Regions from separate parts of the Homo sapiens genome. Here all the other regions are linked to region 3. A link is a contact called in ENCODE Hi-C or POLR2A ChIA-PET data. All regions are on one chromosome and are shown on one strand. The core of a region is the stretch at or near the end of the contact, and the rest is flanking DNA. Distances in the headings are between cores, read along the strand shown. Region 1 holds the start of NIPBL (NIPBL cohesin loading factor). Region 2 holds the start of TTC23L-AS1 (TTC23L antisense RNA 1). Region 3 holds the start of RIMOC1 (RAB7A interacting MON1-CCZ1 complex subunit 1). Region 4 holds the start of NADK2 (NAD kinase 2, mitochondrial).

Region 1 (4,203 bases), core at 48-2,547, 5.0 Mb before region 3:
ACTCCCCTCAAGACGGGAAGCCATTCGCAGGGCCTAGAGAAAAGGAGTGACAGGATCTTGGCCCCCTGAGTGGCCTGAGGCAAAAGGAATAATCTAAGCAAGTTTTCCTACTTACTTTTAGCGCACTGGTACACACACAAATACACAATACAATTCATATAACACGAATTTCGTCCCGGTTGAGTAAAATTCCGCTTACCTACTGCACTTTTTACCGAAAATAGCCCCTTTTTAATTTACACAAACTTAATAGAGAACGGTGGAACAATGGTTACTTCTTGTTTTACAATTTAAAAACTACAACAACCATAGTACTGTACGTATAATCACATATTGTATTCCAGCCTTGTCCAGCGCCTCAGTTTTCCGAACCTAAAGAGGAAAACGATGTTTGAAATCAGCTGGCCGCAGGCCCGCGGGTCGCCCGCAGTCACCGGTGGCTGAGTCGGGGCCGGCGGTTCTCCCCGCGCGCTCGGCTCCACCCACACCTAGAGGGGGGCGCCCGGGCAGCCGCGGGCGAGCTTCTCGCTCGCGCAGCGTCGCCTACAGGCCTTTATCCTGACCGTTAGAGAAGAACCCAAACCTCTGCCGACAAAAAGCAAAAGCAGCGGAGACCGCGTATTTCCAGAAATAAACGCATCATCACAAACACGATTCCAATTCAATCCAGCCGACAGTCGTCTTCACCTCCAAAGGTTGCGTTCTTATTCGCAGAAATAACACGCAGTCGGGCGTAAGGTCCCGGCTCTCAAAAGGCAAGGTGTACGATCCATCCATCCACCCGGCTGCAGGGACACCATTTAAAACGGGCATCATCGCCATCGAATCGCGGGCGTCCTCTGTGGGGCCGCCCGGAGATCGGCTCCCTAAAGCTAACGACGACCTGGGACAGCCAGCGCGGCCTCCAGCCGCCGCCGTCGGCGACCTGAGAGCCCGTCCGGGCCTGAGTGCCCCCCACGCTCACGACCACCACCGAACTCGGGCCCCGCTCCTGTCGGCCTCCAGGAAAATAAAGACAGAGGAGAGCCGGCCCGCCTGTGTCGCAGGGCAAACGTCGCTCTGAAGCATCGACAATACTGGCAACATCCACAGCCGCCCTGAGGGGACGGGCGTAGAGGAGAGCTGCCGCCTCCCGGCTGCTGGGCCCGGGTGCCGCGCGGCGCGGCCGAGGACGCGAGCCCAAGTGGCGGCAGCGGCGGCTGCGGCGGTGGCGGAAGTGGAGTGGGGAAGAGGGGGTGGTTGTTAGTGTTTGGCGCCGGCGGAGGGAGTCATTCCTGCAGCTGCACTTCCGGTCGGCATTTTGTTCTGAGAGGGAGAGACGGAACGAGAGAGAGACACACACAGGGCTCCTTCCCCCCGCCCTCCCCCCCCTCCCTCCGTCGGTACCGACTCACCCGACACCACCAAGCCGCAGGGAGGGACGCCCCCGCCGACAGGAGAATTGGTTCCCGGGCCCGCGGCGATGCCCCCCCGGTAGCTCGGGCCCGTGGTCGGGTGTTTGTGAGTGTTTCTATGTGGGAGAAGGAGGAGGAGGAGGAAGAAGAAGCAACGATTTGTCTTCTCGGCTGGTCTCCCCCCGGCTCTACATGTTCCCCGCACTGAGGAGACGGAAGAGGAGCCGTAGCCACCCCCCCTCCCGGCCCGGATTATAGTCTCTCGCCACAGCGGCCTCGGCCTCCCCTTGGATTCAGACGCCGATTCGCCCAGGTAAATTCCTGCTCTTTATTTCGGCGGCGGCGGCGGCGGCGCCGGCGCCAGGTCCTCAGCGTCTCTCCTCCTCGCTCCCCTCCCCGCCGTTTCCTTAGCGGCCCCAGGTCTCTTCCACAGGCGAGTCTAGAGTTCGCTCCTCTCTGGTGGCAGCCGCCTTGGGTAGCGGTGGTTTTGTACCCTCTCCCGGCCGGCTCCGGTGGCGGGGACTGGGCTCCTGCTGGGCGGCCGGGGAGGCGTAGGCCCGGCGGAGAGTGCAGGCCGCGGGCCAGCGGAATCTACTTGAGCTCGGGGATTAGGAGAGCTCCGGGCTGAGCGGAGCGACTGCTGGTCGGTGACAGGCCTCGCCCGGGAGTGGAGCCGTAGCTAGTGGGGAGGCGGAAACAATACAACTAACAGCAAATGTGCCCTGATCGTCCCCATATTTACAACTTTCCCGGTCCGGGAGTGGGGAACGTCCCAGTGAAACAAACAACCTCCCTTCTTCCCCCTGTGACCCCATGAAGGGAGGAAGTAGTTTCAGTTAGTGAGACAAACGTAAATACTCAGACGCGGATCCAGTGGTAATTCTTTCTCTTTCTAAAACTTGTTTGGACGTTGGAAAGTTCATAAAGACTCATTTTCTTTTTTAAAGAATTAAATCGTCCACATGAATATTTAATACAGAAAAACATACTGTGGTAGACACTGCACATCTCCCCCTCCCCAAGAGCTTTTATCTTGTTGTTTTGACAGTGTGTTGTTGCACATGGACTTTTTATTCAAAGACAAGTATAAAGTACTTGACAGGTTTACTCTGCCACTTTCTATTTGTATGCGTTATGTAAGGGCAGTTTTAAGCGACTATACGTAAAACACTCAGGTACTTCCTGACCAAAACGTGTAGGAGCATACAAAGAATTTTAAGTGTTCTGAGAATTGTGCTGAGATACGGGTAAAACCACTTTTCTTTTCTTTTTCCAAAAAAGAAATTAAGTTATACTTAAAATCCTTGGGAGGTTAAAAAATTGTAGAAGGTGCCATCCTTTTATGTCAGGGCAGTTCTTCTTGAGGTCCCAGGATTGTCATTGGCTGTTTGTGCCATGATGTTTGACTGTGTAATGAGAGAGGTGTCATTTTAATAGGTTAAATGTATCTGTAAATGCTGGAGAAAAATATCAGTTCTAACTTGACAAGTTCTAGTTCATGAGTAAGTTAAGTGTTTCGAGCTTGTTTATGGAGGCGTTCATAATGTAGGTTGGTATAAGGGGGAAACACCAATTTAAAATTCCTCAGTCAGGCAAATTGCTAGAAAAGTGTACCTGGGTTACACGTTTTGATATTTTGTTTCATATTCGCTGAAGGAAAACTTTCATTGGTTAAAATGAAGCAGCACTGCTCAGCGAAATCCCTTGTTTTACTAGTGTTTGTTACATTGGTTCATATTTTTTGTGTCATTAAATTATTGTCACTGTAGAATAAGTTATTTTGTGGAGGTTATTTTTGAGTTTAGCGTCCTGATTACAATAAATTGTTTCACATTTCCTGCAAACGTACGGATAAATGTTTAAAAGAATGAAGTTAATATAGCTGTCACGTACTAGGCATGTTTTTAATGCTATAAATCCGTGTAGTAGTCAGTAGCGTGTCCGTGATTTGTATTGGTCAGGGAGCAGTTTGAATTTTAAAAAGCCTGAAGCTCCTGCTGAGCCCCAATCCCGGCCTCCCTCCCTCCCACTAATCTCCCATTCCTGTCTTTGTGCTGCCTGCTCCTGTTAGACACTGTTTGCTACGGGGCCTCAGGCCTACTGCGGGTGGGGGGGTGTGCGAGTGGGGGGCATGCCAGGGAGGGAATGCAGACGGGAGGAATACTTCACATCTTAAGAAAGCAGAGGGTTTGTTTTTTTGGGGATGGAGGTGGTAAGGGCTTCATTATAAATGTTTAAAAGGCCTTCATATATTCCTGTGATTGTCTCTACAACTTTTATTTCAAGGGATAAACATATTTTTACTAAAGATAATAGAGGAGTTGTGCTTGCTTAATTTTCACGAACTGAAGCAACTTATTTTTAGAGGTTGTCTTATGCAGATGTTTGAATAAGTGTGTTAGAGATGGGTTTATGTGATTGATTCTTTTTTTTCCTGAGACTTTGGAATTGTTATAGTGAATTAGTTCTTCCCAACTTATTTTCCCAATTCTACATATTTAGTAATTTGTGAGTAATATAGGTTGTGTGATAGCTTTCATTATGATAGCATAAACATTTCTTTAAATTTAAAAATATGTTTTGTTTGGTCCAAACCAATTAAATACGTCATTTTTAAAGGAGAAAACATTGTGTAAAATTCAAATTGTAAAATTTAAACTTGAACTTTAAATCTCTGATAACCTAGTTGGAGAGAATAGTTTGTTTCCCTAAAGAGTGTAGAGTGTTCTGCTTCCCCTCTGTTGGTTGGAATATTCACTAGTGGCTAATCATCTATTTCCATTAAAAATTAAAATTCAGTGAAAGGAGA
Region 2 (4,508 bases), core at 1,387-3,886, 7.1 Mb before region 3:
TATCTGGCACATAGTAGGTATTCCACAAATATTTTTGTCTGGGTGGATGGATAGATGTATGGAGATTGGAGAAACTTGCAAATAAACAGAAGTGCCAGTACAATGTGAGAGTCATGATGAGATTGTGGACAGGGTACTGCGAGGGCTCAGAAGCAAGGCATCTAACCCTCTCTTGAGAGGCCATAAAAATGTGTTCCAAGCGAAAGTTTATTTGGATTTCCTTGCCTTAAATTTCACAGTTCCTGGGATAAGAATAGCTTGGAGATAATCACATTTGATTTGGGGTTGTTAGAGCCTAGAAAAACCCCCCATACTGCTTCCTCTATGCAATTTCTGCAATAGCAATGCTTGCCACCTCTACCTCCGGATCAGGGGAGGGAATGTGAATACACACGGTGGAAACGCACTATCCACTTAGATTAGTGGGATGCCATTCTAGAGTTAGTGAACAAACCTAAAAGTGTATATACTACAACTAAAGCTTACATTTGGGGGACAGGGTTAACATGACAAGGAAAGAAATACCAAAAAACTTCAAGAGTCCTCAAAGTTCTGGCTGGACGGTGGCTCACACCTGTAATCCCGGCACTTTGGGAGGCTGAGGCAGGCAGATCACCTGAGGTCAGGAGTTCGAGACTAGCCTGGCCAACACAGTGAAACCCTGTCTCTACTAAAAATACAAAAACTAGACAGACAGTAGTGGCACACATCTGTAATCCCAGCTACTCGGGAGGCTGAGGCAGCAGAATTGCTTGAACCCGGGAGGCGGAGGTTGCACTGAGCCAAGATCACACCACTGCACTCCAACCTGGGCCACAGAGTGAGACTCTGTCTCAAAAAAAGAAAAAAAATAGTCGCCAAAGTTATTTTATTTTGATTTATAATTTTTACAGATGCAGGCAACATGCTTCCGGTCAGAGCTAATGAAATGGAGGCCGAATTAGAGCGTTGGCTTTAGGAATGGGAATTCAGTGCCTGTTCTGGTTCTTCTCTCCACAATTATCAGCAAAAGCAAAGGTTTAGAAAAGAGACATTACCTTTAATATACTTAGAAACAATCTCACAGCCATTTCCTAGAATGAAAGAACATTAAAACCTTTCAATTTGATGACCAACTTAACAAGGGGTAAAAGAAATAAATGTTGGAGAACAGGAAACAGGTTCTTCCTTTTTACTCCCATACATGTTAAATACTGTTCATAGAGTCACAAAAATCGTTTACCCCTTACAGAAACCTGGAACCAGAAGGCGCTTCAGAAAGCAAGTGGTACAAAAACTTTCACCGTATAGGCAAGAAAATTGGGACCCACTGGCCGTGACTCGGCCCAGGCTACAGAGTCAAAACCAGAACCTTGACATTCTGAAATCAGGTTCATTGCTGTCATCATTGTTCCATGCTGAGAGTTTTCTTAGGAAAAAGAATAAAGTGGGGGAATCTTTCCAAAATTGTGACTATGGAGCTCGAAAGTACAGATTTAAATCTTGAGTTAACAGACCATACAGGTTTTACTTAAGAGATATTCAAGCAAACTCATTTAAATAACTCCTCCAACCTAACTCCAAAAAGGCTTTCTTGGCAGTCTTGGATCAATGGCAATTAAACTTCCAGCCTAGAGCTGGAAATAACAAACACCAAACGTAAACACCATCTTTCACATTCTCAATGTTCTCCTTGTCTCTCTACCTAGTCTGCTCTTTTCTGAAAACAACTGGGACACATTCACTCCAACTTGACTTGCCATAGGCCTAGTCTATGATAGGGTTCATAATAACATCCTTCAACATAGCGTTGCAAGAGCTGGCGCTGTTTCTTTGGGTATGGCCACAATTGCCTCTGCACCTTGTGTGTATTACACACACTGTATTCCATGCCAACGAAAGGGTAAGATATGGCTGCATTATTTAGGGCTAAGTGCTAAATAAATAATGAACAGCTAACCATTAGCAGATCTAGTAGTCGATTTCTTACCCTACTCTCTTCCTGCAATCAGCTTTCCTAACCATGCCTAGCTCCAATCTTACTGGGTAACACAGACGGTGCCAGCACAGTCAACAGCCATATCTAAGCCTTTCCTCTGGGGTCCATAAAAACAAAACTCCCGAGGAGCTGTGGGGGTGCACCGTGGCCAGGATCGTCGCCGAATACAGCCCGCACACGTCGCAGCTTTAAATAAGTAGGGCCGTGGGGCCCGGCGCTCCCTTCCATCCTTGGACGGAATGTATCTTCTCTTCCTACGCCTTCACCTCCGAGGGGTAAGGTCTCGTGAGATACAATATGCAGAGGCCAGTTTTGGGGCGAGCCGGAGGCCGGGCGCGTCTAACCTGCGGGGAAGGGAAAGCGGAGGGTAAGGCAAGGGCTGCTGTAGGCGCCAGACAACAGGGACTCTCCGAACCGGAAGTGCCCCGCGTCGCCATGGCTACAGGCGCTCCCAGCAGAACCCGTAGCGTTCCGTTCCCATGGCAACGGTATTGTCTCCTTGGCCGGACCTGGGCTGCGGAAGGTAACTGGGGACGTCGCAGGCTGTGCAGCTTTCGCGAGGCACCGCTTTGGCGCCCGGACCGAGGTGCGCCAGGGTCAGGAGGCCGACGCAGCGGGAGGAAGCCGCGCCGTCGGGCTCAGGGAGCTGGGAGGCTGGTTCCGGGGCGTGGTTTCTCCGCCTTGAGCCAGGTGCCCTTTGCGCACTCGCGCGTTCTCTTAGAGCCTCCGCGGCAGAGAGGCTCTCAGAGCTCGACCTGCGGCGTCAGGGCTTACAGACTTGCCGCAGAACCACAGCGGGAAAAGAGGAGCGATTCGTCCTTGAGGGGCTCAGGGCCGTGCGGAACGTCATAGGAACAGAGTCCGGGAGTTTGAGAGATCAGAACTCTTTGCTGTGGGCATAGTGTTTAAAGTGGAGGTTAAAAAGAGAAATTAGTGACTCTCCCTTTCTGATTTTCGGATAATGGATGCTCTGGAGCCTGGGTCAGAAAGCCACTCAGGGCTCGGTGGGAATTAGTGATTCTGGAGGGTGAAAGGAGAGGCGACTTGGTGGATGTTAACATTCAATAAGTAACTGCGTTCGATTTGGGTTTGATTTAAGCGACTGGCATAGCCTTCCTTGAGAGTTGAATTTCACAAATACTGTATTTAGAAATCACATTTTTCGTTTTGTGCTTCCGAGGTTTCTCCTATCATCTAACAGCAACAACTAAAACAGACACATGAATTTCATTTTATTGTTTTATTTTATTTTGAGACGGAGTCTCGCTCTGTCGCCCAGGCTGGAGTGCAGTGGCGCGATCTCCGCCTCCCGGGTTCAAGCGATTCTCCTGCCTCAGCCTCCCGAGTAGCTGGAACTACAGGCGTGCACCACCACAGCCGACTATATTTTGTATTTTTAGTAGAGACGGGGTTTCACCCTGTTGGCCAGGCTGGTCTCGAACTCCTGAACTCGGGTGATCCACCCGCCTCGGCTTCCCACAGTGCTGGGATTACAGGCGTGAGCCTCTGTACCCGCCTCGTGACCCCTGTACTAGAATCTGCTATTAATTAGTGAAATGACCCCGGGGGGGGGGGGGAAAGCAGAATTAACCAATACACTGGCTGTGCTTCGTTTACCACTGAGAGTTGGTTGCTTTGCTTAAATCCAACACGCCGTCAGACCTGCAAAAACAATATCTGAGTTAAGTAGGTGACCATAGTTTTGATGACCCAGGAACTGTAAATGTGCTTGCTTTGAGACATAAAGGCCAGGGATTTTGGAGAAGTAGGGTGGAGTTGAAATTAGGGGAAAGAAATTTAACTTAGACATTTAATTTGGCAAATGTCTGTTTTCCAGCGGTCTCCATATCTAAGTATGCGTAGTCTGTGGATTTAGGATGGGTTATATATTTGAGCAGTTTTAGTTTAATGTTAATAGCAAACCAGAGGGGGAAAATAGAACAGACACCCAGCCTTTTCTCTCAAAGCTGACCTTACCTGATTCTTGGTAGGAAGAAGATGCAAGCCAGCCCCATCCGTATCCCAACTGTTAGCAATGACATCGACTGGGATTTCTGCTTCCATATGTAAGTATCACAGCATTTTGACATCACAGGTACTTACTGGGCTGAAACACTGGGACCTCCTGCTTAAGGCAAACCTGGGTGAGGAGCTTTGCATGAGAAGCGTTCACGACCAGCCTGACCAACATGGTGAAACCCCGTCTCTACTAAAAATACAAAAATTAGCTGCGCGGTAGTGGCACGCGACTGTAATCCCAGCTACTCGGGAGGCTGAGGCAGGAGAATAGCTGAACCCGGAGGCAGAGGTTGTGGTGGGCTGAGATTCCATCACTGCACTCCAGTCTGGGCAATAGAGACCCTGTCTCAAAAAAAAATAAAATAAAATAAAAAAGAAGGTTGTGTTTCTGATGTGCTTTAATAATGATTCTGCTATAATATCTGTTTGTATTTACAACCTATGCATGATAGAAGATTGCTTTTTCCCGACTTAAGGAAATTTTAAAAGTTTTTAAAATAAAAATAGGTTA
Region 3 (4,405 bases), core at 1,104-3,603:
TAGGGAAAGAGAACATAAAGGAAAACAAGAAAAAGACTTTGAAGTATTGGAAACACACTCCACTAAAATGTTTTTATTTTTTATTTTTATTTATTTATGTTTTGGGACAGAGTCTCTCTCTGTAACCCAGACAGGAGTGCAGTGGTGCGATCTCGGTTCACTGAAATGGCCACCTCCTGGGTTCAAGCAATTCTCCTGCCTCAGCCTCCTGAGCAGCTGTCACTGCAGTCATGTGCCACCATGCCTGGCTAATTTTTTTGTATTTTTAGTAGAGAAGGGGTTTCACTATGTTGGCCAGGCTGGTTTTGAACCCCTGACCTCAGGTGATCTGCCTGCCTACATCTCCCAAAGTGCTGGGATTACAGGCATGAGCCATTATACCTGGCCTAAAATGTTTTCAATAGCCACATTTATGGAGAGGGAACAGATAAAGCTGTGGTTGTAATAAAAGGGCCTTTTGAATATTTGACTCTAAATGTTTATTTTAAAAAGGAACCCTTGATTCAAATGGCGATCCAAGATCACTTCGAAATCATGAGCAAGATCTCCCAGACCCAAATCTCATGGCTAGAAAATGGATGACCTGATTACATAGATCCTAAGATGTCTTTTATAAAAGCCTGAGAAGAACAGTGGACCTGAGAGTAAAACACTTCTGCAGAGATAATTTGTAGATCCACAGTCAAAATATTTCAGCTGTGCCTTTGTCTGTTGCCCACATGTCCAGGTAATTCTTTTAAGTAGTTTAAGAATGGTAAATTACACATTTTCTAGGAGACTGAAAATTCCTAATCAAAGGTTAATTATTTTTTGAAAATTATTTTTTGAAAAGTTTAGTAAAATCTTCTGAAGGCTTCATTTAGTTCTACATCTTGTAGAAGATTCAGAAGGCATCAGGTGTAACCTTCTGCTCTTTTCTCTATCCATTGCTGGCTCCCTACTTTCATTTTGAATTTATCCCTATTTCCCTATTTTTCCCCCTTTGTGTACAGATACGATCATTCTCCACCCTACCTTCCAGCACTTGCCCCTCTTCAACTACCACCTTCTCCATCCCTTGTTGAGAAAGCCTTCTCTCAACTTCTTGTTTATACTTAGATTCTTTTTTTCCTCACCTACAATTCCCACACTATTGAATAATTGTCTACTCCCACAGACCACATCATATCCCCTTGCCATCTTGCTTGTTGACAAGAGTGCATATGTGCCAGGCACTGTATGAGGCACCAAGGACACAAAATACATGATTCCTGTCCTCTATATTTAGGGTGAATTGTCAGAAGAAACTGGTATTACAAAGGTCAGTTAGAGAGTCATTGTGGTCAATCACTTATAAATCACAATACACTTTTTCTCTATTTTTAGTATTTTTCTATTACATATAAAAAACTACCTTCCATGAGAAACAATAGGATGGAGATTATTCAAGATATAGTGTGTCAAACTGAGAAATGAATACACAGAGTTAACGATTTGTTTGACCAGAGGCAAGAAAGCATTCACAGAATGCAAAGTGAAGTTAGACTTGCTGACTGAGTGCTTTGAAACTCCCGATTGAGAGGATGAACCTCATGCACAATTAGCGCCTTAAGGGAAGGTCTTGAGATGAAAGAAAAATGAAAATAGTTTTGTGGCCGCAGAATTTACTACCACTGGACGCAAGATGTCTAAAGTACTTTAAATGTGAACTCCAAGGGAGGTCAGAGATAAATTCGACTGCTAAAAATCAGATTTACAAAAGCAATATTCAACCATGTAGACTGGCAACTCCACTAGTGTTTGGAGCTCCCCATCCAGATGTACAACAAACTCTTGGAGACTTGGATGTGTTACACAGGGGGCCGGTCGGGTTTCCATTTAGGACCAGGAGATTATAATCACTTTATTTTAGCAACCTCCTTACTACAAGGCCAAAACTGACAGTCCTCTCTCCAGACCCTCGCGTCCGCCCTCCAGACTGTGCTTCCCGCGCCGGACAGGGAAGTGGGAGTGCGGACGACAATCCGCATCCTGCCAGCCAGACGTCACCAAGCTGTCTTCCAAGAGGCAGGCGGAGAGAGCTGACTTCCGATTGGGTCAGCCGAGGGGCACGGCTGGCTCCCTATTGGCTTACAGGAGGGGGCTAGAGAGAGGCGTGTCTCAACGTCACACCCGCCCCTAGTCTCCTTGCTGCTCAGGATTATGGGAGGGAAGGGAAGTCCAGGAGGGAAAAATGACCCGGAAAGACCTTTGCCGGCCTGGGCCAGCCCTCTTCCGGAGCTGATGTCTCCTCCCACCAACCAGGAGAGGTCCGCCCTAGGCCCCGCCCGTGCCGGGGGATCAGGTGATTGCGGGCCAACACGGTCACGTGACCGGGGCGCACCCGCCGATTGTGGCCATGGCGGCCGCAGTCTCTAGTGTGGTGAGACGAGTGGAAGAGCTCGGGGATCTGGCTCAGGCCCACATACAGCAACTTAGCGAAGCTGCCGGTGAAGATGGTGAGGGAGCGGAGGAGAGGGAGGCGGGCGGGGCAGACGGCGCTAAGGTACTGGCGCTCGATGGCTGTGAGGGCTAGAGGCTGAGGCCTGTGTTCCTTTGGGTCCCAGGCCGCAGGTGGTTACCCGAGGTCTGTCGCTTCTGAGCCCCTCTGCGCCATCGATTGCCCACTTCCCAGAACTCACAATGCCAAGGCGTTGTCTTCGAAAACCGCATTATTCAGAACCCATGGAAAATCTGTCTAGATCCGTGCTGGTGTAAACTGTCTCGGTAGCGATTGGAAGAAGGGCAGAATCTAAATAAAATACAGAAGTTTAAATAAATGGCTAAGATGAATGATAACACTCAAATTAGTTATGGTGGTTTGCATCCTGTAAAGATAAAAAGACATGTATAACAGTTCCACTTTTTCATTGCTGCGTTGTAATTTGCGTTTTACGTTTTGGATTCAAAACAACATTCTATAGAAGAGCTTTACATTGGTGTGTAGACTATTCTGCCCCATACATCATGCCAGTTCTCACAAGGGCTCTGTTAAGTATTGGCATACTTGTTTTGGAAAGGTCTAAGCTGTTAGGAAAAACTGGGCTAGGGAATTGCCTCAACCTTCTGAATTTAAGTCCAATTCTTTTCATTACGTCTCAGCTGCCTTTAGGTTCTACATTATTCCTTTTTGAGTTTGAGCAATTACTACAGATAGTTTTTAAAATTCTGTGGACTGACTCATATCATCGGACTCATAGGAAAACAGTGGTGGAACATTTTCTTAAGCGATTGAATAGTTGGTGAATTTGTTATTAAATAGGGTCTATGATGAAATGCCTTAGTTTCAGTGAATATTTTTTGCCAGATTATCATTTATCAGGAGTGTTTTGTTTTGTTTTGTTTTTAGAGGCAGAGTATCATTCTGTTGCTCAGGCTGGAGCCCCTCTAGTAGTGGGACAACAGGCGCACACCATCTCGCCCGGCTAACTTTGGCATATTTTGTAGAAACGGGGTTCACCATGTCATCCAGGTTGGTCCTGAACTCCTGGGCTCAAGCATTCCACCCGCTTTGGCTTCCCAAAGTGCTGGGATTACAGGCGTGAGCCACTGTGCCAGGCCAGGAGTGTGTTCTTTAAAGACCTACAGACCACCCTGAAGCCGACTTATATTTTGGTCTGTGGATTCACATGAATAATTCTTGGGTAGTAGGAGCTATTAACTTGAAAGTTATCTATGTTACCTCTAATTCCAGATTCACTTGAACCAGTCCAAAGAGACCAAAGAATGTTTTTTATTCACTTATCACTGAACTAAAAAGCCATTCTCATTTCCCTTGGAAGAGTTCTTTAATCTGGAATGAATCAGAGCTGGAAATAAAAGTCATGTGCTATATATGGAATTCTTGTTTGAAGGCTTTATACTTCTGAAAATTTACTAAAATAAAATGACAATGTTAGTGGTCCACATTATGAGCCGTTGATCAGCATGGAAATCAGTTCAATCTTAAAAATATTACAAGATTTATGAACTTTAATTAAAACAAGATTTCATGTACTTGAATTGAATTTGGCATTATTTTTCCACGCAACAAGAATAATATACATTCAAACTTTGTTCTTTAATGTAATGAGTATATATTTATACTAGGATATAAGGGTTTGATGATTTCCATTGTCTTCTTCAGATTAGATGAGATACAGCCAGACATTATTTCATCTAAGAATGCGTCTTTAAATTTCTAGCCAATTTTTGTTAATTTATTTCTCATCATACAAGCACAATCTGTTTACTCTATGGAAGTACGTCATGAGGGAGTTTTTCCACAGATTATATAAGAATCAGTTTCATCTTTTGCTTTGCCAGTCATTACTTTGACTAAATAGTTCTAGTCAAAATACTGCATTTTATGGGCTTTTCCAAAGTGTGAGTTATGCCACCACCACAC
Region 4 (4,375 bases), core at 1,123-3,622, 5.7 Mb before region 3:
AGATTTCTCCACTCAGAACGGGTACACTTAGGTAGTTTGACTTTTTAAGACTTATTGATTTTCCCTACATTTTAAAAGTTTTTTTATTAAGTGGTAATCTAGTTCAGAGGTCCAAGAGTTAATCCTAACTGAGATGCCACCCATTTTCTTGAGGCCTTGAAAACGTTATCCACAGTTTCAAAATGCCAGTACTGTAAAGGGCCTTGGAGGCTATCTGGTACTACCTCTGCAATTCACATACTGAATTAGGTGAAGCACTTTGAAAACTGACACTACTATACAAAAAGTATCATTTCCACCTATGAGGCCCAGAGAAGAACACACATAGGAAGTTAACCACACAGAACCAGGGCCTAGAACTGAGCTCTTCACTCTTAATCCCACACTCTGAACATGCCAAGTGAGCTATTTTAAATTGTTGTGGGAAGCTTCGATAAAACTGTATGCACATATTTATGCATACATGGCATTTGACAAATCCTACAAGCTAGACTTTGCAAAATTAGTACAACCCAAAGGGCACACCACTTTCCCCAAATAGTAACACTGTGCTTTCTTAGAACATTACTAGTCCCTATCTCACCTCTAGTTTCACTCCCTAATACAAACTCAACTACTCTAACCTCCTGTTCAAACCCTTTATTCTTTAAATGATGCAAGTGTATTCTATAAACAGTCATTTTCAAACACTTAGGAAAAAGAAAACAAATCTACACATCTAGACTCCCATCAGGTGAATGCAGGAGCCCTCTTCAGTAAACCCAACAAAGAAGCAGGATGTTTAATGTTGACAACAGATTCAGCACTTAAGCAAAGATGATTTACAATTTCATTTTGATGCCTCTACAAAATAACTTCGCTAAGATCACACGATACCAGAAGTTTCCAACAGGTTGTCTAGTCTTGCACAGAATTAAACTAAATCAGTTATGTGCAATTAATTCCAAAACCTTTTGGTGCACAGTGCCAACAATTAAGAGATTTCCAATATATTTTTCTGGACATACTGCTCATGGTAGCACCGGGCACTCTCCTTTTCCTAAAGTTGGTGGATGGTGGTATGGGATCAGAAACTGTTTTTAAAGTTGGTGGGGGGGGATGACAACAGGAAGATTCAAACTCTGGTTTTTCCCTTGGATTTGTATCTTTGCAGATATATTAATAAACATATCAAATATGGTATATTGTGGAGATACTGCTGCACAAGAGTCGCAGGCTTTTTTATTTCACACACTACCCAGTATACCAGCCCCTTGTCCTGACATTTCTCCTTAATAACGTACATATACAAGTCAAATTTTCTCCCTTTTCCTTCTTAGCACCAAAGACCTGTGCTTTTAAAACAAGCTCGTAGTGTCCAACGACCACGTTCCAGCAAGGAAAAGGCTCACGCTGAAGGACTTTCCGGAGTGCCCTAGGCCTCGCAGTCCTGCAGAGTAAAAGGGGGTGTGTCCGCGGTTGTTTCGGCCCTTTTCCCCCGGCAGCCCTCAGCGGCGCCCTGGGCCCCCTTTCTCGCGGCGGCCAGGGGAGCTGTTCGCAGGGCGTCCAGACCTCAGGCCACTGGCTCACTTTCTTGGAGTGGGTCCCAACCAGGGAACGAGGGCGGGGGCGGCGAGGGCACCAACGAATCCTCAAACCCCTCACTCTGAGGCCACTCGGCAGCCCCTCTTCGCCCTCCCCGCGGCGCCCCTGCCTCCTAAGTCCCTGCATGAACCACTGTCCCTCTCTCTCCCCCTCTCCCCGGCCCTGCCTCTCCCTCGCACACACGCCCAAAGGCAAAGGAGGCCCAGGGAGAAGCCAGAGGACCTGGGGGCCGCGAGAGAGGCAGGACCGGCATCTGCGGTGCCCTGGGAAGAGTCGTCCCGAGAGGTCCCCCCGAGGGGGCGCAGCCGCCACCAGAGCCCCGGCCGAGCCCGGGAGCGAAGCGGGGCCGAGCCAGGACCCACCAGCTGCTTCAGGTCCTCCTCCGAGAGCTCCGCGTAACGGTACCGCTGCTGCTCGAACTCGTACCGGGTGGTTTTGGCCACCACCACCACCCGGGAGGGGCGGAAGCCGCCGTCCGCGCGGCTGCCACAGCCCGCCAGCTCGCGCGGCTGCCCCTGCCCCAGGTGCCGCCGGCCGCCACCGTCACCGCCCAGCCGGGGCCGCGCGGCGGGGCCTCCCGCACCCGGTCCCCGCAGCGCCGCCGCCCGGCCGCCCGCCACGCGACAACAGCTGCCCAGCAAGAAGCCTCGGTAGCAAGTCATCGTGGGCCGGGCCGCGGCCGCGGGCTTGGGCTCGGGCCCCTTGCCTCAGCTCCCTACCGCCGGGAGTGCGCGCCGTCCGCGCCGCCCGGGCCTCTAACTTCGCGCCGGACGGGCAGAGGTTAAGTGCCAGGACGTGCGTGGCCCACGCGGCTAGGGGGACGTACCCAGGCGTTGACGAAGGCGGGGAAAGCGTGGCGATTGGGAAACGGGAGACCCCACGCGGGAGAAAGGTGGGCGGGGAAGAAATGGAGGCCCCAGCTAGTGGGTTTTGTTTGTTTGTTTATTCGTTTCACTCACGCCTGCATAATGGCTGCTTCGCCGCCCGGGGGCGACCTCCCCGCACCACACGCTTCCCCGAGGTCGCTCTTCTCCCGCCCCCAGGCTAACTCTATCGGCCAATCAGAGCCCGCGGCGGCTCCGGATCCGAGGGGCCGCGCCATTGGCTGCGGCCTGAGAAAGAGGTAGAATTCTGTTAGGCGATTGCGTCGCCCTGAGGAATCCAGCTGGATCCGGTCTGAGGCGGCGCGGGGCCAGCGGGTGGGGTTTTGAGCGGCTGGCGGGAAGGCAGGTTCCTGGCATATGCTCGCTTGGGTTCTGTTCTGCAGGCCGACCACGTGCCCATTGGTTTATTTGACCAGGGTCGGTGTGATAGCTGGTGTGTCTGGGGCCGGGCTGGGGGCTGAGGAGGCGGACCCGGCTCCTGCTGCACCGTGTGCGTGGCTTGGCACGAAATCCTCTCGGCGTGGGACCCAGTGCCCGCCCCGCTGCCCCCTGCCCCCCCGAAGAGCCCTACCTATAGGACAAAGTCCAAATGAATTAGTTCTTTGAAAGCTTTTAACTGGAAAGGAGTGAGTTAAAGCAATGTTTGATGACTATTGATCTGGCTTTGGAATCTTGGGTAGCTTGGGAGGCAAGAAGAGGAGGAAGGGATGCTGTTGGGATAATGACCCGTGGAGTGATCAGGACCTGGGCTGGGGTGTGACGAGAACAGAAGGAAACGTCCCATTGTAAGGGGAGAACCACATGGCAGTGCACATCCTGCTGTTCAATTCCGCAGCTCCTTAGATCCCCTTCCCCTGGCACTGTGTTTGCTCCTTTGTAGTCCTGGCGCTACGTCGCTTCTGGACTTTGGGCAGGTTACCTCATCTTTCTGGGCCTCAGATTCCTCATCTGTAAAAAGGGGGTTAGGGTGACCCCAAGGTTCTACCAAGTCCAAATCGATTCAGTGAATCTATGACTCTCCTCACGGGCCCACCAGCACCAGCGTTCATTCGTGGGTTCCCGCGGTGTGCCTGCTGTGTGCCAGGTAGTGTATTGGACTGGGAGCATACACAATGAAGCCCGATAGGTGTTTACTTGGTAAAGTTCTACCACTGACCCGTTCTCACCAAGAACTTTCCCTCACAGCAGCTGCTAATAGTGACGTGTAGTGTAACAACCTTAATAACCTGAGCTTCTAGAGGTAACATCTATAACTATCCTCAGACTCCTTTGTAGTCTTACTATTTTAAACTTCATTAGCATTAGGAAGGAAAAAAAAAAGGGAGAAATCACAGATGACGCTTAGGTTTGAGGCCAGGGTGAACAGGGGAATGTTAATTGATCCATTCGATAGAGAAAAAAAAATGCGTAGGGAGAAACTGTTTGGGATCAAAGTCTGAGTTTTGTTGCTCATATTTGAAATCTCGGACCTCATTTCTTCCCATTTCACAGATAAAAACCCAGATTTTTGACTCTCATTTCAGCTGCAAACATATACATTGACATCTCAGTTGGAATAGCCCTTTGTCCATAGTTATTTTGCGTCTCATCTTCCACCTCCTCAAAAATAGTGTTTCTGAAGGCATCCTCTCACAGGTATCTTGAATTTTCCCTCCCAAATGAGTTTGCCTCTTCAGTATTTAAATATGCTCATGTCTATGACATCTTTAAAATTTTTCTAAAAAAACAAAACAACCTCTAAGCCTTTGTTTTTACATATTGCCTGCCTTACCTTTACAGCTGATTCTCGAAAGAGTAGTCTGTTCATCATTGCCACATCCCTGCCTCCTAGTCATTCCTCAACCTGTTGTACACTAGCTTCTCCCCACTACTTTGCTAATTACTGCTGTTTCCAAGGTGACCAAAAG

What was found. Hi-C counts contacts between places; a loop is a spot of excess contacts on that map. ChIA-PET counts read pairs that join two places held with the same protein, here RNA polymerase II (POLR2A). Pooled maps may share reads with other maps.
Region 1: a map of CD4-positive, alpha-beta memory T cell shows a loop between it and region 3 (14-fold over the local background). The contact joins the promoter of NIPBL here to the promoter of RIMOC1 in region 3. A Hi-C loop is called at or near these places in 2 of 168 maps with a recorded cell type or tissue (CD4-positive, alpha-beta memory T cell and naive thymus-derived CD4-positive, alpha-beta T cell) and 8 of 50 pooled maps.
Region 2: a map of B cell shows a loop between it and region 3 (26-fold over the local background). The contact joins the promoter of TTC23L-AS1 here to the promoter of RIMOC1 in region 3. A Hi-C loop is called at or near these places in 1 of 168 maps with a recorded cell type or tissue (B cell) and 5 of 50 pooled maps. POLR2A ChIA-PET finds 5 or more read pairs at or near these places in 1 of 52 experiments (OCI-LY7).
Region 4: a loop to region 3 is called in a map of ascending aorta, with 12 times the contacts of the local background. The contact joins the promoter of NADK2 here to the promoter of RIMOC1 in region 3. A Hi-C loop is called at or near these places in 2 of 168 maps with a recorded cell type or tissue (ascending aorta and naive thymus-derived CD4-positive, alpha-beta T cell) and 12 of 50 pooled maps.

The regions. Positions count from the first base shown.
Region 1 is chr5:36,875,472-36,879,674 of GRCh38, forward strand. NIPBL (NIPBL cohesin loading factor) reads left to right here and starts at 1,298. Exons shown (of 47, transcript NM_133433.4): 1 at 1,298-1,707. NIPBL-DT (NIPBL divergent transcript) reads right to left here and starts at 1,223. Exons shown (of 1, transcript NR_046262.1): 1 at 1-1,223. RefSeq lists an enhancer at 594-643 and silencers at 1,054-1,163, 1,804-1,923.
Region 2 is chr5:34,836,696-34,841,203 of GRCh38, forward strand. TTC23L-AS1 (TTC23L antisense RNA 1) reads right to left here and starts at 2,637. Exons shown (of 2, transcript NR_183259.1): 1 at 2,488-2,637; 2 at 852-2,322. It overlaps TTC23L (tetratricopeptide repeat domain 23 like), which reads left to right and starts at 2,469. Exons shown (of 11, transcript NM_144725.4): 1 at 2,469-2,564; 2 at 3,970-4,044. The coding sequence starts at 3,977. RefSeq lists an enhancer at 2,759-2,868.
Region 3 is chr5:41,901,991-41,906,395 of GRCh38, forward strand. It overlaps RIMOC1 (RAB7A interacting MON1-CCZ1 complex subunit 1), which reads left to right and starts at 2,354. Exons shown (of 6, transcript NM_175921.6): 1 at 2,354-2,477. The coding sequence starts at 2,378. RefSeq lists enhancers at 1,787-1,926, 2,038-2,584, 2,337-2,456.
Region 4 is chr5:36,239,553-36,243,927 of GRCh38, forward strand. NADK2 (NAD kinase 2, mitochondrial) reads right to left here and starts at 2,373. Exons shown (of 12, transcript NM_001085411.3): 1 at 1,947-2,373. The coding sequence starts at 2,246. LOC124900962 (a long non-coding RNA gene) reads left to right here and starts at 2,350. Exons shown (of 3, transcript XR_007058733.1): 1 at 2,350-2,476. RefSeq lists enhancers at 1,278-1,347, 2,698-2,897 and a silencer at 1,438-2,457.